3 separate regions of the Homo sapiens genome follow, and all the other regions are linked to region 2. Evidence: chromatin loops called from intact Hi-C (ENCODE). Cell type or tissue: A673. All regions are shown on one strand. Each heading gives the region's core, and the rest is flanking DNA. Links, peaks and the distances in the headings are about the cores only. Region 1 overlaps PCCB (propionyl-CoA carboxylase subunit beta). Region 2 has its middle 33 kb from the start of IL20RB-AS1. Region 3 holds the start of SLC35G2 (solute carrier family 35 member G2).

Evidence for each region. Hi-C counts contacts between places; a loop is a spot of excess contacts. Peaks named below come from ENCODE experiments on the same cell type or tissue, not always from the same donor. Only the 100,000 strongest peaks of a DNase experiment are listed, where the experiment ranks them.
Region 1: a loop joins it to region 2, with 3 times the contacts of the local background. A loop is called at or near these places in 18 of 110 quality-filtered maps.
Region 3: it touches region 2 in a loop (4-fold over the local background); 38 of 110 quality-filtered maps call a loop at or near these places.

The regions. Positions count from the first base shown.
Region 1 is chr3:136,302,950-136,310,205 of GRCh38, forward strand. All of the region lies in intron 9 of PCCB (propionyl-CoA carboxylase subunit beta), which reads left to right. Among named protein-coding and RNA genes, the nearest start is that of PCCB, 56 kb to the left of the region's middle. In A673, for the core only: a CTCF peak has its summit at 3,114 (motif pointing right); no DNase peak of the experiment used is centred there.
Region 2 is chr3:137,011,922-137,019,177 of GRCh38, forward strand. No RefSeq gene overlaps it. Among named protein-coding and RNA genes, the nearest start is that of IL20RB-AS1, 33 kb to the left of the region's middle. RefSeq lists a cis regulatory region at 1,857-2,869. In A673, for the core only: a CTCF peak has its summit at 2,151 (motif pointing left); DNase peaks (open chromatin) are centred at 2,120 and 2,500; H3K4me3 peaks cover 478 bases; H3K27ac peaks cover 927 bases.
Region 3 is chr3:136,815,886-136,823,141 of GRCh38, forward strand. SLC35G2 (solute carrier family 35 member G2) reads left to right here and starts at 3,241. Exons shown (of 2, transcript NM_025246.3): 1 at 3,241-3,743. RefSeq lists silencers at 3,266-3,325, 4,389-4,438. In A673, for the core only: no CTCF peak of the experiment used is centred there; DNase peaks (open chromatin) are centred at 1,796, 2,486, 3,116 and 3,706; H3K4me3 peaks cover 1,542 bases; H3K27ac peaks cover 1,797 bases.

The sequences.
Region 1 (7,256 bases), core at 1,777-4,276, 710 kb before region 2:
GGCTGTCGCCTGTAGTCCCATTTACTTGGGAGGCTGAGATGGGAGGATTGCTTGAACCCAGGTGTTTGAGGCTGTTCTGAGTTATGATCATTGCCACTGCACTCCATCCTGGTGTGCAAGACTCCATCGCCAAAAATAAGTAAATGAATAAAATTTTATCTTTCCAGTTATTTTACATGTCATTTCTTTCCTTGTCTTGCATTGGCTACAACTCCCTATATGTCAAATGTAATGGTGAATCATAGTTGTGATTCTGGGCATCTTTGTATTGTTTGTAAGTTTAGCAAGACTGCTGTCAGTGTTTCCTAATTTATATCTTTTTTCATGTTGAAGCTACTACTGGCTTCTGTTTTAAATATTTTTGTTGTTGTTTATTTTGTTCTTAAAGTTAGGAATGAGTGTTGAATATTGTTGAATGCACTTTCAGTGTTTTTGGAGATGATCATGTGATTTTCTTCCTTAGATCTATTTATAAATCTATCCTAGTAGATTTCTGAATACTAAACTTCCTTCATTCCTGAAGTTGTATATTCTGTTTGCTAATGTTTTGAGTTTCTGCATTGATATTATGTGATACTAGTGCGTATATTTTAAGGTATTTTAAAATCAGGTTTTGGTATCGATGTTGTATTTGCTTTACTTATTTATTTATTTAAAAAAAATTTTTTTTTGAGACAGAGTTTTGCTCTTGTCACCCAAGCTGGAATGCGGTGGCACAATCTCTACTCACTGCAACCCCTGCCTCCTGGGTTCAACCAATTCTCCTGCATCAGACTCCCAAGTAGCTGGGATTACAGGCGAGCCCTACCATGTCCGGCTAATTTTTGTACTTTTAGTAGAGACACGGTTTCGCCATGTTGGCCAGGCTGGTCTTGAACTTCTGACCTCAGGTGATCCACCTGCCTTGGCCCCACAAAGTGCTGGGATTACAGGTGTGAGCCACCGTGCCTGGCCTGTATTTGCTTTATGTATTAGTGTTCTAGTGCTGCCATAAGAAAATACCATAAACTGCATAGCTTAAACAACAGAAATTTATTTTCTGTCAGTTCTGGAGGCTAGAAGTCCAAGATCATGGTGTTGGCAGGGTTGGCTTCATTCTGAGGTCTGTGTCTCTTTGGCTTCTGGACTACACTCTTGCTGTGTCCTCACGAGGTCTTTGCTCTCAGTGCATGCAGAAAGAGATCTCTGGTATCTCTTCGTCTTTTTTTTTTTTTTTTCCCTCAGAGACAGGGTCTTGCTTTGTCACCCAGGCTGGAGTGCAGCGGTGTGACTTTGACTCACTGCAGGCTTGACCTCCTGTGCTCAAGTGATCTTCCCACTTCAGCCTCCTGAGTAGCTGGGACTATAGCTGCATGCCACCACATCTGGCTAATTTTAAAATTTTTTGTAGAGATGGCAACTCACTATGTTGCCCAGGCTGGCTTTTCCAATTATTTATTTATTTTTTTTTGAGTTGGAGTCTGGCTCTGTCGCCCGGGCTGGAGTGCAGTGGCGTGATCTCGGCTCACTGCAAGCTCTGCCTCCCGGGTACACGCCATTCTCCTGCCTCAGCCACCCAAGTAGCAGGGACTACAGGCACCCACCACCATGCCTGGCTAATTTTGTTTTTGTATTTTTAGTAGAGACGGGGTTTCACCGTGTTAGCCAGGATAGTCTCGATCTCCCGACCTCGTGATCTGCCCGCCTTGGCCTCCCAAAGTGTTGGGATTACAGATGTGAGCCACTGTGCCCGGCTGGCTTTCCAATTCTTTTCTTTTTTTTGAGATGGAGTCTCACTCTGTCGCCAGGCTGGAGTGCAGTGGCACAATCTCAGCTTAGTGCAACCTCTGCCTCCCGGGTTCAAGTGATTCTCCTGCCTCAACCTCCTGAATAGCTGTGATTTCAGGCACCCGCCACCACGCTTGGCTAATTTTTGTATTTTTAGTAGAGACGGGGTTTCACCATGTTTGCCAGGATGGTCTTGATCTCCTGACCTCATGATCCGCCTGCCTCGGCCTCCCAAAGTGCTGGGATTACAGGCATGAGCCACGGGCGCCAACCCAGCTTTTCCAATTTTTAAAAGAATTCCAGTCCTAACAGATTAGGGTCCCCCTCTTATGGCCCCGTTTAACTTTAATTACCTCTGGAACATCCCTCTCTCCAAATTCACTTTTTTTTTTCTTTGAGACAGAGTCTAACTCTGTTGCCCAGGCCAGTGTGCAGTGGCGAGATCACGGCTCATTGCAACTTCCACCTTCCAGGTTCAGGAGATGCTTCTGCCTCAGCCTCTCAAGTAGCTGGGATTACAGGTGTGTGCCACCATGCCTGGCTAATTTTTGTATTTTTAGAGATGGGGTTTCGCCATGTTGGCCAGGCTGGTCTCAAACTCCTGGCTTCAAGTGATCCACTTGCCTCGGCCTCCCAAACTACTGGCATTAGAGGTGTAAGCCACTGCACCTAGACCATATATTTACTTTTAACTCAAAAAGTATTGTATTATTACACTTTTTTATTTTGCTTTTTAAAAAAACTTCTTCTGGCCGGGCGTGGTGGCTCATGCCTGTAATTCCAGCACTTTGGGAGGCTGAGGCGGGTGGATCACTTGAGGTCAGGAGTTCGAGACCAGCTTGACCAACACGGTGAAAACCTGTCTCTATTGAAAATACAAAAATTAGCCGGGTGTGGTGGTGTGTCCCTGTAATCCCAGCTACTGGAGAGACTGAGGCAGGAGAATCACTTAAACTGGGGAGGCACAGGTTGCAATGAGCTGAGATTGCACCATTGCATTTCAGCCTGGGCGATGAGTGAAACTGTCTCTAAAAAAAAAAAAAAAGAAAGAAAAAAAGTGAATATGCTAGAAAAGAGTCAAAGCAGTGACTTTAGAAGCTACTTAAGAGTGCACACACAAATCAATACGGTAGTCAGGGGAAGGCATTACTTCTGGGGAAGAAGAGTACAAAGGAAAGAGAGAGGTACCTTTGGAAATTGTGAAGGGAAAATGAAGCAAGGGGGTTACATTTATGTACCTGCAAGACATACAAAATCGAATACACTGAAGGACACTACATCTTTCCCCATCACCCTCCCTAAAATTAGTCACCCATGAACTAAACTGCACTTTGCTATACTGACAGAAGAGGGTGCTCTTGAACTAGGATTTTTGTTCATTTGTTCATCTGCCAGCTTTGGAGAATGCAGATACAAATAGTTTTCATTTATATAAAGCTACAATAAGAAAACAAAAAGTGAGAATGAAACATGTCAGTTGATGGAACTCCCTTCACTGTAAAAGTCAATCATGAAGCAGCTGACTATGCTTCAATCTGAGTGCAGTAGCCCCTGATAAGCATTTGAGGTTGTAAAAATAGAAAATTCAGAAACTAATGACAAGATGGAGAGATAATAGTAAGAAGTTAAAGCTGATTGAATTAAGAAAATGGGCAGGGGAGACAAAATTGCATCAGAAATGATATCAAAATTGCAAGGTGCTCAAAGGAGAATGTATTTCAATGAAAATTTAATAAGGAACATTAAAGAAAAGTAGATAAATAGCCTAAAAAATGAATGAAATAATATAAAAAAGTAAAAGTAGATTTTACATTCTCACCACAAAAAAGTATGTGAGGTGGTGGATATGTTAACTAGCTTTAGTCATCCTACACTGTATACATATATGAAAACATGTACGTTGTACATATATGCAATTATAAAATTTTAAAATAGTACAGATACCTTTAATACAATTATTGGTTATATTGTCACATCTGGGATTAATTTTTTAAAATTCTTAGTTAAATGTATGAGAAAAAAGTGACTACAATGAAAGGCAAAGAAGAATGAACATACATATAATTGGAGTGTCTGAAGAAAAACCAGTAGAACAGACTTAATATTTAAAACTGTAATCCAAGAAAATAGTCCAGAAATAAAATAAGATTCAGATTTATATAATGAAAGAGCACACTGAGCACGTGGGAAAATTGACCCAGAATTGTCAAACTAGAGAAAATATTAACTGTTCGATTTTTAAAATAAGGAGAAATACTCAGGACCTTTGGGCAGAAATCAAATGACTTACAAGGGCAAGAGAATAAAATGGCATCCAACTTCTCCAAAGCAACGTAGAAAAGCAAGGAAACAACAGAAAAGCACTTTCAGGAGGCTGAAGGAAAGAATCTGTGACTAAGGATTTTATGTTTAGCAAAGCTCACCTTCATGTATTAAGACTGCAGAAAACCAGTTTTAAACCAAGAACCGAGGGAAGTTTGTGTTAATGAGGCTTTCTTGAGGAATCTACTAGAGAATGAGCTTTATCCAATCAAGAGGTAGCTGGAGAAATTTCAACAAAAGGATTGGTAGTGATTATCTAATATACTTAATTATAATTCTAAGACTAAAACAGAAGTGGGGATGAGGGTAGAGAACAATGTATAAGTACTATATGTTTAGTTTCAGAAAAAAATGCAACTGAAAAATGGGAGGAGAAGAGAGGGGAAGAATATTGCAGAATCAGCTCACTGATTATTGTTAGCTAACAGATATCATTAAAAACAAACTAGTTAATAAAAGATTAAGGAAATGAACTAAAGGCATCAAAAGGCATAATTACAAAGGTAACCACTAGACTAAAAAATACAAACATTCTTTAATACTACTCACATAAACAGTATATATCATTGTGGGTAATGATAAAGGGGAAAAATAAAAAAAAAGGTAAAAGACAATAAATATAGAATACATAGTAATTATAAAAAATAATATGACAGGCCAGGCGTGGTGGCTCATGCCTGTAATTCCAGTACTTTGGGAGGCTGAGGCGAGCAGATCACCTGAGGTTGGAAGTTTGAGACCAGCCTGACCAACATGGAGAAACCCTATCTCTACTGAAAATACAAAATTAGCCAGGTGTGGTGGCACATGCCTGTAATCCCAGCTACCCGGGAGGCTGAGGCAGGAGAATCGCTTGAACCCAGGAGGCAGAGGTTGTGGTGAGCCGAGATTGCACCATTGCACTCAAGCCTGGGCAACAAGAGTGAAACTCCATCTCAAAATAATAATAATAATAATAATAATATGATAGTAAAAAAGTGTCATACCAATAAATATGGATGGGTTTGATTCACTTGTTAAAAATATGTCTAATTTGTTATGGACCAATTATATTCAGTATATAAATGTGATTCAGAAAGGCTAAAAATAAGGAATGGGCAGAAATATACTGGGAGAATGGAAACAATAACAGCAGTATTTGTGACACTAATATTGAACAGAGTAAAGTTCAGGTATTAACCATAATAAGGAAGGACTTTTTTTTTTTTTTTTTGATATGGAGTCTCACTCTGTAACCCAGGCTGGAGTGCTGTGGCACAATCTCAGCCCACCGCAACTTCCACCTCCCAGGTTCAAGTGATTCTCCTGCCTCAGCTTCCCAGGAAGGACATTTTCAACTGCTAAAAGCCATAGTTCACAATGATAATGTAAAGCATATCGAATATCTGTGCCAGAAATAACCACCATCTTTATAAAGCTGAAACTATAGGAGATTCAACAGACTTAGGTAGAAAGACTGAATAGGAGATGTATACACAGCATTGTTATTACAAAGCAGGTCAAATGGACAAAAGTAATAATTTAGGAGACCTAAATAACGTAATAGGTAGATCTTACACATTTCTTTTGGACTTTACACCCTGGTAATGAACAATAAATCTTATTCTGAAGTGCACATGGAATATTCACAAAAGTTGATCATATGTATTAGATCAGAAAGAAAACATCATTAAATCCCATAGAGCAAAAAATACTGTGAAACAACATTGCTTAAAATTAGAAACTTTTGTAGCAACTAAAACAAAAGTAGCCTCCAGCCGGGAAATAAATCTTCTAGTAAACAATTCTTGGATGAAAGGGGAAAATAGAAACCAAATGACAGAATTCTAAAAGAAAAAAAGACAAAACACTATGTGTCAAAACCTATAGAATATGTTTAAAACGATGAACAGATGAAAATCTGTTTCCTGAAACAGTAAAAATCAGAGAAGGAAAATAAACAGGCCAGGTGCGGTGGCTCACACATGTAATCCCAGCACTTTGGGAGGCCGAGGCAGGTGGATTGCTTGAGCTCAGGAGTTTGAGACCAGCCTGGGCAACACGGTGAAACCCCGTCTCTACTAAAATACAAAAAATTAGCTAGGCATGGCGGCATGTGCCTGTAATCCCAGGTACTCAGGAGGCTGAGACAGGAGAATCGCTTGAACCTGGGAGGCAGAGGTTGCAGTGAGCCCAGATCGTGCCACTGCACTCCAGCCTGGGTGACAGAGCAAGACTCCATCTCAAAAAAAAAAAAAAAAAAGAAAAGAAAAACAGATTCCCAACTGGAAAAGCCAGGGGAAAAAACCCTGTAAAATATTTCAGAATAAATCCAAGAAATAATTTAATAAGGATAAATGCAGAAATTTATGATGGAAATAGAAGAATAGCTGCAATTAGTAAACACTGGCTAACTTCAAAAAAGAGACAGTAAAAGCAGAAGTATGAAGTGAGAAAGGGAATAACCATTGAAAAAGAAGAAACTTAAGAATCGTTAAGAGGCCAGGTGTGGTGGCTCATGCCTATAATCCCAGCACTTTGGGAGGCTGAGGTGGGAGGATCGCTTGAAGCCAGGAGTTGAAGACCAACCTGGGCAACATAGTGAGTCCCTGTCTCTACAAAAATTTTTAAAGTTAACTGGGTGTGGTGGCATGCACCTATAGTCCCAGCTACTTGAGAGGCCTCAGTGTAGGAGAATTGCTAGAACACAGGAGTTCAAGGCTGTAGTGAGCTGTGATTGCACCATCATACTCCAGCCTGGGCAACATAGTGAGACCCTGTCTCAAAAAAAAAAAAAATTCTAAGAGACAAGATACATTGGAAAATTTGTTTGGAAAACACAGTTTAACAGAAATTGATCCCATCAGAGATAGGAAGCTTAAATGAACCACCAAATTCCACGGAAGGAATTACTTCACCAAAAAGCACAAGGAGCTGGATTCAGTGGCTCATGCCTATAATCCCAACATTTTGGGATGCTAAAACGGGAGGATTGTTTGAGCCCAGGAATTTGAGACCAGCCTGGGCAACATGACGAAACTCTGTCTCTACAAAAAATAAATTAGGGCCAGGCAAGGTGGCTCACACCTGTAATCCCGCACTTTGGGAGGCCGAGGTGGGCGGATCACCTGAGGTCGGGAGTTCGAGACCAGCCTGACTAACATGGAGAAACCTCGTCTTTACTAAAA
Region 2 (7,256 bases), core at 763-3,262:
TCTGTCACAGCCCAGGCGCAGAACTGAGAAAGGACCCTGACCTCCATCTGCTTGAGTCTCTCACAACTATTCCCAGTGCCCATCCATTTTTTGGCATCTATAGGTACACAGAGATTTCTCTTGATTCTTCTGTTGTCTCCCCTTGCCCTGAATGTGCATTTATGGAGCCCCAGCCATGCACCCGACCTGCCAGCCCCCATTGGTGGAGGGGCTGCCTCCTCTACAGCTGGCTGTTCCCTCTCCCCTGGAGCACTTCTATCCCAAGTCCCCAGGCCTCCTCCCTGCCCCTCCAATGCATTTATCCCTACATCTGGACACTTACATGAGTGAAAAGGAATGTGATTAGTAATTACGGCAGGACCACAGCTGTAAATCGGGACTCCTCTGGGCAAACCAGGAGCCAGGTCACTCTCATCATAAGGCACAGCTTCCTGCCACATTCTTTTTCTAGAAGCTCCAACCCTCCAGATGCCCAGTCACTGAGTCCAGGGGCTCAGGCTCAGCACTACTGGCTTGCTTTGTTTTCACAGTTTCTCATTGAGTCCTGTGGGAATTGGGGGAAGTACTTGTGTGTGTGTGTTGTGGGGGGATAAGTATTTGGGAGCAGCCTAGAGTGGCTTCTGCTGTTTCACTGAAGACTGTCTCTTGCAGGCCAACCCAGTAGAGTCCCCTGAGCCCCCAGAATCAAGCCCAGCTTTCTTAGTCCTGCCTTTAGGGTGCAACTGCCAGGGTCCAGTGAATAAAATCCCTGCTCCATGAGGCTTACATTCCAATGGGGTAAGGGAGAAATAATAACACAATAACAGTATTATTATTCAGTGAATTATTTAGTATATTGGGAGTTTGTAAGTCACGGTAAAATGAAAAAGTAGAGCAGAAAACGGGGGCTGGGGGCAGGTTGCAGCCTCTTCAAAATGAAAGTGGATGGAAACAATGGACCCAGAACTACCTGTCAGATAAGTCCCTGCATAGCCACATGGTGTGAGATATTATGAGAGATTCTAGAACAAAGTAATTTGGCAACAAATCCGTAGGTGTATGTAGTCTAAAACAAAAACTTTATTGAGTATTTATCCCTTTGTATTGATAGTGTATTTTTGCAACTATTATCTTATCAGATAAAGCAAGTAAATAATATATATTTTGTATATTTTGATAAGAATCTAGATTTTAGGATTAGTGACAAGGAAGGCTAATTTTAGGATCCCAAATTTGACTAAGAACAGGGCACTGTTGGAACTGAATCAAACATATTAATATGAAGTCATGTCTTTATGAAACATGACATTAAAAATATTTTGACTTTTTTCCACTGAAATGGCCCAGGAGAAATGTCACCTCCACAATGCATCTTAATGCTAAGATTTTGGTTTCTAGTGTTAGTTTTCTCCCAAAGGAGCCAAAGTTTCTTGGAGCAGTAATGGATGCCATGTCAGTTTGGAGTTGAAAGGTACAAGGTAATCTTAAAACACCTATACCTTTTTGAGACAGAAAGCAAAGCATTAAATAAGGGTCATTCAAAATTACACAAGGAACAATCTATACAGGGCTCCTCCTGGCCAAAGTTGGGACAATATAAGCACCAGAAGGAGAATATTGGCTGGCACAATTGATACCATATATTTGAAAAGTCATCAGTCCATGACACCCAAGAAGAGCGAAGCTACCATAATGCATTCTCAGAGAAGATGAATCTAATAGAATGCATTTCTACTTGTTATTCAATCGTGTTGGGCTTATCGACTCGTTTATCGTGTCAATGAGGAATACCAGTAAATGTAAATCCATCAGTCAGAAGGCATTTTTTCTCCTCTAAAGGCTCCTCTCCGCCCCTTAACGTCCAGTCTTTCCCCACTTGGCTCTCCCTGTCCTGTCAAGGGGTTCGGTGGAAAAGTCTTTTAAGTTCCCTTCACAGAAGAATTGTAGACTCTGCCGGTCTAGTCTCTGGGCCAACCCTCCCCGTCTCTTTAGTAAAGATGTTTTTTATTATTTTCCTTGTGCCGTGTATTATCCTTAGGCTAGAGTAACTTTCCGGGCCTGCAGACCTCTTGGTTTCCTTTCAATCTGGAGGACTTGATCCCATGGCCAGCTTCGGAGCTCACCAGGAGGGGAAGACCCATTACATCCACGGGCGTCTGGCGCCACCTTGTGGTCAGTGCTGAAAATGTTTTCTGTTCCCACTCGCAATGAAACTCCCTGGGCTTCCTGGATGAAGAAAGGAAAGCTCAGGTCGGTTTCCTAGAATAATAACTCAGTTACACAGTTTCCACGGGCTTGGTCCTTAACAAACCTCCACTGTCACTGGTGGAGTTAGAATTTAGCAGCCACCTTCTCCTCGCTCTGTGTCTGTATCTGTCCCGAGCTCATGGTTTGGGGCTTCACGCTGTACCCACGGCTCTCGCTCTTTTCTGGGACCTTGGCCTCTCGCACTCTCCTGTCTGTTGATCTTTCCACCATGCTGCCATTCCCTACCTCTCGGAAATAGACTTTTTTTGGATGTCTTTTTGTTTTCCTTCTGTGTGACCTATTTGTAGGATCCCTTTACTAGACTGACTTTCCAGGAGTGTTCCTCAGCCCCCGCACAGATCAGTAGGGAGGAGCCTGCCTGCTGCTTGCTCATGCTAAACCAGCGTGCTGCCCAGCCTGTGAAGTTTGGAACTGGAACACTAGAGTTGGCCCCAAATTACAGCTTTCTCTTCTGGCTCCTGGGACTCCCAGTTTCTTCAGCAACAACAACAAAACCTGGAAAAACGTATCCTTGCCAGAGGTGGGAGAATGAGGCTCACAAAAGGAAAACACGGACCTTTCTTGTCTCCCCCAGTGAGAGGTTGCAAGATCAGGTTGTAAAACCCCATTAAGGAGGACCTTAGAGGAAGAACTGAGCAAGGAGCCTTCTCAGGTGCCTGCAAACATCTCCAAGAGCAAAAGTATAAATCCTCATATTGTGGAGGAGGTACATGTTCCTGGTTCCTTCACTGGACCTCACTGAGAAAATTAAACAAACAACAACAACAACAACTACGTTAAAAAACAACCCCACAAAAACAAAAAAACAAAAACAAAAAAAACCCTGGTGGCCGGGCGCGGTGGCTCACGCCTGTAATTCCAGCACTTTGGGAGGCCGAGGCGGGTGGATCACCTTAGGTCAGGAGTTCGAGACCAGCCTGACTAACATGGTGAAACCCCGTCTCTACTAAAAATACAAAAATCAGCCGGATGTAGTGGCAGGCGCCTGTAATCCCAGCTACTCGGGAGACTGAGGCAGGAGAATCCCTTGAACCCGGGAGGCAGAGGTTGCAGTGAGCTGAGATCCCGCCATTGCACTCCAGCCTGGTCAACAGAGCGAGACTCCGTCTCAAACAAACAAACAAACAAAAAAACCATCCTGGCGTTTGGAGAAATGAGTGCCTGAACAAACCTCAGTAACTTCTAAATTTTGCCTCTGTACCTAAAACAGCTCCTCTAGGAAGTGGCCACATGCCTCCAAATTTCCTGGAGATGCCAGCCAGTCTTCTATGAAATTGCCTCAGTATAAGATTAGGCCTACAAAACATCATCTTGAGTTTCTGGCCCTAGGAGATCACAGCCCAGAAAGTAGGCCCCTCTGATGTCATCCCACCTGCATCAATCACGAGGACAAGCTTTCCCAGGTGAAATCATTTCATTGACATTAACTGCTCACTGTCTCACTTGAACTTTTTTTTTTTTTTTTTGAGATGGAGTCTTGCTCTGTCAACCAGGCTGGAGTGCAGTGGTGCTATCTTGGCTCACTGCAACCTCCGCTTCCCCGCTTCAAGCGATTCTACTGTCTCAGCCTCCTGGGTAGCTGGGATTACAGGCACCTGGCACCATGCCCAGCTAATTTTTGTATTTTTAGTAGAGACAGGGTTTCGCCGTGTTGGCCAGGCTGGTCTTGAACTCCTGACCTCAGGTGATCCGCCTGCCTCAGCCTCCCAAAGTGCTGGGATTACAGGCATGAGCCACTGCGCCCTGCCTCACTTGAACTTTTGAGTCTTGCAATTGGAAATAGATCAAAATGGAATAGTTTTCCCCTTTTCTTGGCCTCACCCCAGATCAGGCCTAGATTATGGAGGGCCAGTGAGGTGGAACGCTTACTGTGTGTTTTTGTTTTTGTTTTTGTTTTTAGACAGGGGTCTTGCTCTGTCACCCAGGCTGGAGTGCAGTGGCGTGATCTTAGCTCACTGCAACCTCCATCTCCCGGGTTCAAGCGTTTCTCCTGCCTCAGCCTCCCAAGTAGCTGGGATTACAGGCACCTGCCACCACACCTGGCTAGTTTTTGTATTTTTAGTAGAGACAACGTTTCCCAATGTTGCCCAGGCTGGTCTCGAACTCCTGGCTTCAAGTGATCTGCCCGCCTCGGCCTCCCAAAGTGCTGGGATTGCAGGCGTGAGCCACCGCCTGTGTTTTAAATGAAGAGTTTCAGTTTAGCTGATGGCAGCAAATAGAAGCTGAAATTTAAATACAAGTAACATTAAGTAACATCTCCCTCTGTTGCAACTTTGGGTTGACAAAGGCAAGGCTCAGGTTAAAGAACTGATAAAAACTTGGTCATGAGGTGTGGGTCTCATCATGTTGCTTAAAAACAAAAAGCCCAGCTTCCAGAGATGTGCATGGTGTTGATTGTGGCAGAGGGTATGAGAAAGTGGGGCCCACTCTTTTCTTTGGCTAATGACTCATTTAAAAACTCATTTGTCACCTAAAACATTTATTCCAAAATTGGGATTTTTAAATTAAATGCTATTTAAAACTTCAGAAAGGAATTAAAAACTTGATAATTGAAACAGGTGATATGTCAATTCACCTTTTAAATTCAAATAATATAGTTCAGAATAAATCATAAAATTTGGGAAGAATTTGGATTTCTTCACCAACACTAAATAGCTATTGCATAAGTGTGTGCTGTAATTGTAAACACTGGTGTATTTTACAAACTGGTTTTATTGGAATCCATGTAGTCTGAAAATTGTATGATTCTGTAAAAAAGTTTCCACTTGAACTTTCTGAGAACGGTTTAAAGGTGAAATAATCTGATACACTTCTCTGTCAATAAAAAATAAATCATGATATAATTGGACATATCTGCTCATGTGTTTTTTTTTTAGATGGAGTCTCTCTCTGTTGCACAGGCTGGAGTGTGGTGGCACCATCATGACTCACTGCAACCTCCATCTCCTGGGTTCAAGCAATTCTCCTGCCTCAGCCTCCAGAGTAGCTGGGATTACAGGTGCTTATGTATTTTTTTTTCTTTTTCTTTTTTTCATTATACTTTAAGTTCTAGGGTACATGTGCACAACGTGCAGGTCTGTTACATATGTATACATGTGCCATGTTGATGTGCTGCACCCAGTAACTCGTCATTTAACATTAGGTATATCTCCTAAAGCTATCCCTCCCCCCTTCCCCCACCCCACAACAGGCCCCCAGTGTGATGTTCTCCTTCTGTGTCCAAGTGTTCTCATTGTTCAATTCCCACCTATGAGTGAGAACATGTGGTGTTTGGTTTTTTGTCCTTGTGATAGCTTGCTGAGAATGATGGTTTCCAGCTTCATCCATGTCCCTACAAAGGACATGAACTCATCCTTTTTCATGGCTGCATAGTATTCCATGGTGTATATGTGCCACATTTTCTTAATCCAGTCTATCATTGATGGACATTTGGGTTGGTTCCAAGTCTTTGCTATTGTGAATAGTGCCTCAGTAAACATACGTGTACATGTGTCTTTATAGCAGCATGATTTATAATCTTTTGGGTATATACCCAGTAATGGGATTGCTGAGTCAAATGGTATTTCTAGTTCTAGATCCTTGAGGAATCGCCACACTGTCTTCCACAATGGTTGAACTAGTTTACAGTCCCACCAACAGTGTAAAAGTGTTCCTATTTCTCCACATCCTCTCCAGCACCTGTTGTTTCCTGACTTTTTAATGATTGCCATTCTAACTGGTATGAGATGGTATCTCATTGTGGTTTTGATTTGCATTTCTCTGATGACCAGTGATGATGAGCATTTTTTCACGTGTCTGTTGGCTGCATAAATGTCTTCTTTTGAGAAGTGTCTGTTCATATCCTTTGCCCACTTTTTGATGGGGTTATTTGTTTTTTTCTTGTAAATTTGTTTGAGTTCTTTGTAGATTCTGGATATTAGCCCTTTGTCAGATGGGTAGATTGCAAAAATTTTCTCCCGTTCTGTAGGTTGCCTGTTCACTCTGATGGTAGTTTCTTTTGCTGTGCAGAAGCTCTTTAGGTTAATTATATCCCATTTGTCAATTTTGGCTTATGTTGCCATTGCTTTTGGTGTTTTAGACATGAAGTCCTTGTCCATGCCTATGTCCTGAATGGTATTGCCTAGGTTTTCTTCTAGGGTTTTTATGGTTTTAGGTCTAACATTTAAGTCTTTAATCCGTCTTGAATTAATTTTTGTATAAGGTGTAAGGAAGGGATCCAGTTTCAGCTTTCTACATATGGCTAGCCAGTTTTCCCAGCACCATTTATTAAATAGGGAATCCTTTCCCCATTTCTTGTTTTTGTCAGGTTTGTCAAAGATCAGATGGTTATAGATGTGTGATATTATTTCTGAGGGCTCTGTTCTGTTCCTTGGTCTATATCTCTGTTTTGGTACCAGTACCATGCTGTTTCGGTTACTGTAGCCTTGTAGTATAGTTTGAATAGTGATGCCTCCAGCTTTATTCTTGCTTTGTTCTTTTGGCTTAGGATTGACTTGGCGATGCGGGCTCTTTTTTGATTCCATATGAACTTTAAAGTAGTTTTTTCCAGTTCTGTGAAGAAAGTCGTTGGTAGCTTGATGGGGGTGGCATTGAATCTATAAATTACCTTGGGTAGTATGGCCATTTTCATGATATTGATTCTTCCTATCCATGAGCATGGAATGTTCTTCCATTTGTTTGTATCCTCTTTTATTTCATTGAGCAGTGGTTTGTAGTTCTCCTTGAAGAGGTCCTTCACATCCCTTGTAAGTTGGATTCCTAGGTATTTTATTCTCTTTGAAGCAATTGTGAATGGGAGTTCACTCATGATTTGGCTCCCTGTTTGTCTGTTATTGGTGTATAAGAATGACTGTGATTTTTGCACATTGATTTTGTATCCTGAGACTTTGCTGAAGTTGCTTATCAGCTTAAGGAGATTTTGGGCTGAGACAATGGGGTTTTCTAGATATACAATCATGTCATCTGCAAACAGGGACAATTTGACTTCCTCTTTTCCTAATTGAATACCC
Region 3 (7,256 bases), core at 1,566-4,065, 200 kb before region 2:
GAACTCTCCCCTATTCTCTGTCTCTAGATTTTTTTTTTTTTTTTTTAGATGGAGTTTTGCTTTTGTTGCCCAGGCTGGAGTGCAATGGCATGATCTGGGCTCACTGCAACCTCCGCCTCCTGGGTTCAAGCGATTCTCATGCCTCTGCCTCCTGAGTAGCTGGGATTACAGGTATGTGGCACCACATCTGGCTAAATTTTTTTTTTTTTTGAGACGGAGTCTCGCTCTGTCATCCAGGCTGGAGTGCAGTGGTGTGATCTCGGCTCACTGCAAGCTCCACCTTCTGGGTTCACGCCGGTCTCCTGCCTCAGCCTCCTGAGTAGCTGGGACTACAGGCGCCCGCCACCATGCCTGGCTAATTTTTTTGGATTTTTTAGTAGAGATGGGGTTTCACCATGTTAGCCAGGATGGTCTCGATCTCTTGACCTCATGATCCGCCCGCCTTGGCCTCCCAAAGTGCTAGGATTACAGGCGTGAGGCACTGCACCCAGCCATAATTTTGTATTTTTAATAGAGACGGGTTTCTCCATGTTGGTCAGGCTGGTCTCGAACTCCTGACCTCAGGTGATCCGCCTGCCTTGGCCTCCCAAAGTGCTAGGATTACAGGCATGAGCTACTGCGCCTGGCCCTGTCTCTAGATTAAGGTATATGAGTTTGCTAATGAAACATAAGCTCAATATTTTATTGGAACTACTGGGAAATAAGTGCTCTGCTTCTTTTGGAATGGTTAGCTATAAAGATGATATAAGTTGAACACTGGGGAAAGGTGGGGAGGTGGCAAGAAATCACTATGTGAAAACAAACTCTTTGATGTCAACAAAGAGGAAAGGAGAGATCATGTCCTGATGTCAATGTTTGCATTCGTGAATCTAGTCATATCTGAAGTTACCTATCTATGGATTTTTCAGTTATTAAGCCAAATATACTCCTTTTCTTAAATCAGTCTGAGTTTAAGTTTTTGACACTTGTAAGGAAAAGCCCTATGTATCATAGCACAAAATAATTCCATTTATTAAACATCACAAAATGTCTAAAAATCCTCTTTCATATCTTTCTATACCTTGGTGTCACTCAGAATGTCAGCTGTGCTAAATCCCTAGTCTCACTCTCTCAAAACTCCCAGAAACCATCTCTCCTAGTCAGCTCATTCCAGGTCTTTTTTTCTTACTCCCTTACTCAAACTTTGCTGGTCGCCTTCCTTATCCCCACCCCATCCCACCTTCTCCAAAACAAAAAATCTGAGCCTTGCAGATCAGCCGAGCCTTCTGAGGCTCCTTTTGCTTCTTTACCTCTATTCCTTATTGAGATCAGCACAATTAATGCATGTCTGAACAACAAATGATCCTTTCTCTTTGGAAGGGTGAAAGTTTGGAAATATTTACATGTTAAATGTTCTGTTCTGGTCTCATTTGTATTCAGTACAAATAGTGTGTTTGCTTGGACATTAATTTTATTTGCAAATAGCTACAGCTGGGGGTCCCTTTGGGTAAGTCTTGCTAAGATACTGCATTGGTGGGTTTTTTGTTTATTTTGTTTTTGTTTTGTTTTTCAAGGGGATGGGGAAGGAATCAAAGTAGTCAAATCAGTTTGGTTGTTTTTACAAGCCCGAGAAATGGTCAAATTTTGGATTCAGACCAAGCACACCATAGTGTGCTAGAGGCAATTTAATGACTTCCTACCCTCTTGCCTTTTTCCCCCTCTTTGGGAACATTCTTGGATTTTCTACAGAAACAGCCAGAGGCTCTCAATTGACAATTGCCTCACTCAGCAGTTTCTTGTTAAGCACACTTGTCAGACACTGTTTCCAGGACTCTCTTAAGTGTCCTAAGAATATTGACTCATTCAAAAGCAGCCCAGCTGTAGTTGGGAGAGCACCAGCACTTGCTCTATAAAGATCTAGATTGTCTCTCTACCTCAAGAGGAATCCAAAATCCTGTTATGCTGGACTCTGAAATGATCCCCAGCCCTTTGGTGATCACACTGTTTATGAGCAGTCTGAATTCCATTCTTGGGTCTACCTAAACTAGCACCCTCGGGCTATGGGGCCCAGTGGGGAGACCACCTAGCATGCTGGCTGCCTGGAGCCCAGGGAACTGTCAAGATGGCTCTGGAAGACTTCTCGCCTTTTAAAAGCCCCGTATTTCTTTTACATATATTTTTGTCCTCATGAATTTTGCCAACCGCAATGGACTAAAATCTATTATAGCGTCCTGGAAAGGTGGGGAAAAGATGGGATAGTTGAGGAGAGTTTAATGAAGGGACTATTTAAAAAGGTGTGGATGGGGTTAAAGGAAACCTCTGGGCGTCATTACCCACTCCAGGCCTGAAGGGGCAAGGGTAGTTAGTGGTAACCAGAACCTGGAGAAAACTGCAGGAGAGGGCCACAGGATGGGAGTAATGGCTTTCAGATGAAGAACATAGCCACTGCTAACAGGGTGGCCCGCTGGGGATGCAGGGGAGGTCCTGAATCACATCCTGCCTTCTGATCTGCAGGTGCCTCCCACTTGCCAAAACCAATTGAAAGCCAGATTATAGTTGACGTAGCCCATAAAGGTCAGTCCTGAGTCACAGAGCAGAGTGGAGAGTGGGTCTGAAGGGACAGAGGAAAAACCAGCAAGCACCTCCTGTTTTTTCCCACAGCCAGCACCTTGGTTCAGCCCTTACCCTTTCTTGCCTGTCCCCTGGACCCATCAAATCCACTGCTTTTAATGACCAGTCTGTTTCCAAGAGGCTATATTCATTCCACTTGGGACTGGGGCATATGCACTTGGGTAGAAGAACCAGCTGTGCAGTGTCAAGACCCTTCCCTCAGAGACCTTATCAGTAAAATGGCGGGTGGACTCGGGGATGCCCGAAGACTTTTCCGGACCACGATTTTCCGATGCTGGACACATATTTAAACATGAAGGAATAGACTTGCGACTTTTAAGCGCAAACAATGGGTGGAAATGGACAGAAACTGCCTCCGTGCCCACTTGCAGCGGACTACGTAGCCCTGGCAGACAGGCAATTGCTTCAAACAAGCGCCCTCCAAGGGCGTAAGCTAGAGGGGCCCGGGCGGGCGCTTTCCCGTGGACCCTCCCACCTCGCGGGTAGAGGAAGTCCTTCAGTTCAGGCACAACCCTGAGCGTCCCCCGCAGTCTCCAACTCCGGCGCCAGTCAGGTTGTGGGGTGGGGGCGGCGGAGGGCGGAGAGCGCAGGCGCAGAGTCCGCGCGGCGGCGCCCCTCTCCCTCCGCAGTACTCCGGGCAGCGCCCGCCTCGATTTTCCCAGGCGAGGGCACGCCCGCGTCAGTCGCCTCCGGGGCACCTTCCTCGCCACGACACGCAGGTAACCGGGCCCCGGGAGCCGGTCGGCGGCGGCGGACTGGGACCTTGATCCTGCCTGCCCGGCCGCCCGACAAGGGAATGAGAGCGGACCCCGAACTCCACACACCCGCGTTTAGCCGCCACACCTAAGGGGCACAACAGTCTTTTTGGGTAAGGGCCGGGCTGGGGGCGACGCGCCCCGCCCGCTTTGCAGACTTCGGGGTGCTCTGCACGACGCCTGAAAGGCCGCGGGGCCCGCATTTCTCTGTGCTGCCCTCCTGGAGAACCGGGACACGGGGACGGGAGGGCCAGCATCGGCTACGGCCCGGTTTCCCGTTTCTTTCCGCTGTCGCGTGTCTGGGCCCTCCTGCAGCGTCCATGATGAAGGCCAGGGGCTGTTGCTTTCCTCTCGCCCAGTAGCCAACCCAAGCAAGGGGTGAGTCACTGTGGCGTCATATGGGATCAATTTCAAATACAAGTTTTAAAAAAGGCTGGATGATTTTAGAAATATGGCCAAGAATTTGTATTTTCCATTACTCTCTTGTCTCATGTCCATGACTCTTGAACGCCAGTCTGTGGGCGCTGAGATTTTCGTGGTACATCGACGGTTTGTAGACATCTTTTCCCAAGGGAAGACGAGGGCAAGGGTTAGTGGAGGAAGGGCCTCGTCACGGCCGAGAGTGGCGGAGAAGGCTCAGGGCAAGTCCGCACAGCCTCCAGCAGCCACGGGGAGGAAAAGGCGAATCTTTCCTCACAGTGCTCTGGGCGCTGTAGAATTTCTACGCCACGTGCACCCATTTGGCCTCATTTGAGAGGAGGAGAGGGAAGAAGGGTCGCGCGGGCCGGCAGGAAAGAGACTCGTGTTGCGGCGGATGAAGGCTCAGCGCGGACCTGCATCTCGGGCCAGGTTTTCTTTCACCCGGCTCCGCGAGGAGCGAGGCGGAAAGCTCGGGTCCGAGTGTTGATCGAGGACCTGGAGATAGTAACCCCCCACGTCCAGAGTGCTGGGGGTGGGTCCAGAGGGCTGGGGGTAGGTCCAGAGGGCTGGGGGTAGCTCCGGAGGAGCGATCTTCCTCCGCGGGAAAGGACTTGGCTCAGGCTTGCCTATGTCCGTGGTGCTGAAGTGCCTCGCGCGCCCTCGTCGACTGACTTCCTGGGCCGCGGCCTGCGTTGCCCTTCTACTCTGCACCTTTGCCAAAAATAGCCCATCTCCATGGCTGGTGGCCAGAGTGGAGCAGGCCCAACACTGAAACTCTTTTCAGACAAGTTGAGGCTGGTTTCCTGAACATAACCCGAAAGCAAATGTGGCTTGCCTTGGAGGTACAGATAAGCATATGCATAACAGATTTTATTACCTATGAGAAAGTACACACCATGAGCGTAAACAGGAATTCTCACATATACTTATGAAAGATACAGGTATGTGCATTTACGCACAAACCTAACACACATGCAAATACACTCATCCCTTTTGAAAACCATTACACACTACAAGCCACACATTTTTTAGAGCTTTTGTAATCCATCTTTATTTTTTGACACTTCTAGTAAATGTGAACTCTGCAGAGCCATTTATTTTCATAATCATCTGTTCCAAAGGCACAGAGCCTGTGGATTGAAGTGTTTGGTATTTGGCTGAGCAATTAAGTATTTATACTCATTTACATTCCAGAACAAAAGTCTAGGAAGATGTAAAATTGATATTGATACCAAAAAAATTCCTTAAAGAAAGCTTAAGGAAAATGAATTAATGTAAATTTTAATAAGAACAACATATAAATAATCATAGAAATTTATAATCTTAACATATGACTAAAATGTATCATAATGCAGACAATTTTAAATATATTGGTGGTATGTGGTTTGTGTGAAGTTCTTAAAGTTTACATTTGTATTTTTCAAAAACATTGGTATTGTTTTTTCCTTAAAAAATATATGCTCATTATAAGAATTTTAGGTAATAGAGAAATGCATAAACATAGAAAACCATTGTAAACAGATTTTCATTTAGATGAACATGCATACATTTTAAATGGACCAATCCTCTATTGGTTGCGTTTTTGCTATATAATTTATAATTAATGTCTTTCATCATAAAACTAGGTCATCATTATTAAGGGTTGCATAATATTGATCTGTGTGGATAGAATGTAAGTTTTTTAAACAATCCCATAATGAACATTTATGTCCAATTTTTTAGACTTAAAAAAATTATTGTGGAAAGAATATGTAACATGAGATCTATCCTCTGAACAAAAAAAAAATTTTTTTTTGAGACATTGTCTTGCTTGTTGCCCAGACTGGAGTGCAGTGACGTGCTCTCCGCTCACTGCAACCTCTGCCTCCCGGGTTCAAGGGATTCTCCTGCCTCAGCCTCTTGAGTAGCTGGCCACCGCACCCAGCTAGTTTTTATATTTTTAGTAGAGACAGGGTTTTACCATGTTGGCCAGGCTGGTCTTGAACTCCTGTCCTCAGGTTATCTGCCTGCCTTGGCTTCCCAAAGTGCCAGGATTACAGGCGTATGCCACTGCACCCGGGCCTGCCTTCTTAACAAAATTTTACGTGTATAATACATTATTGTTGATATGTATTGTTGATAGGTGCAATGCTGTATAGCAGATCTTTAGAGCTTATGCATCTTGCTTGACTGAGACTTTATGCCTGTTGATTAATAACTCCTGATTTTCCCCTGCCCTCCAGTCCCTGGAAACCACCATTCTACTCCTCGATTCTATGACTTTGACTACTTCATTTTTATTTCTATTTATATTAATTTTTAATTTTTGTTGGTACATAGGTATATATATATTTACGGGGTACATGAGATGTTTTGATATAGGGATGCAACATGTTTAATAATCATATCATGGTAAATGGGGTATCCATCCCCTTGAGCATTTATCCTTTGTTTTTATAAACAATCCAGCTGTACTCTTCTAATGATTTTAAAATGTACCATTAAATTATTATTGACTATAGTCATCCTTTTGTGCTATCAAATACTAGGTGTTATTCATTCTTTCTACTTTTTGTATCCATTAACCATCCCCAGTTTTCCCCACACCCCCAACTCTCTCTCACTACCCTTCCCAGCTCTGGTAACCACCATCCTTCTACTCTTTTTCTTTTTTTGAGATTGAGTCTTGCTCTTGTTGCCCAGGCTGGAAGCTGGAGTGCAGTGGCATGATCACAGCTCACTGCAACCTCTGCCTTCTGGGTTCAAGTGACTCTCCTGCCTTAGCCTCCCAAGTAGCTAGGATTACAGGTGCCCGCCACCACACCCAGCTAATTTTTGTATTTTTAGTAGAGATGGGGTTTCACCACGTTTGCCAAGCTGGTCTCGAACTCCTGACCTCAGGTGATCTGGCTGCCTCAGCCTCCCAAAGTGCTGGGATTACAGGCGTGAGCCACTGCGCCCAGCGTACTCTCTATCTCCATGAGTTCAATTTTTTTGATTTTTAGATCCCACAGATAAGTGAAAACACGTGAAGTTTGTCTTTCTGTGCCTGGCTTATTTCACTTAACATGATGACTTTCAGTTCCATCTGTGTTGTTGCACATAACAGGATCTCATTCTTTTTTATGCCTAAATAGTACTCCATTGTATGTAAATATCTGTTGATGGACACTTACGTTGCTTCCAGATCTTGGCTATTGTGAACAGTGCGGCAACAAACATGGGAATGCAGATAACTCTTCCATATACTGATTTCCTTTCTTTTGGTTATGTACCCAGCAGTGGGATTGCTGGATTGTATGGTAGCTCTATTTTTATTTTTTTGAGGCACCTCCAAACTGTTCTTCATAGAAGTTGAACTAATTAATAATCTCACCAACAATGTGTGAGAGTTCCCTTTCTCCACATCCTTGCCAGCTTTTGTTATTGCCTGGCTTTTGGATAAAAGCCATTTTAACTGGAGTGAGATGATATCTCATTGTAGTTTTGATT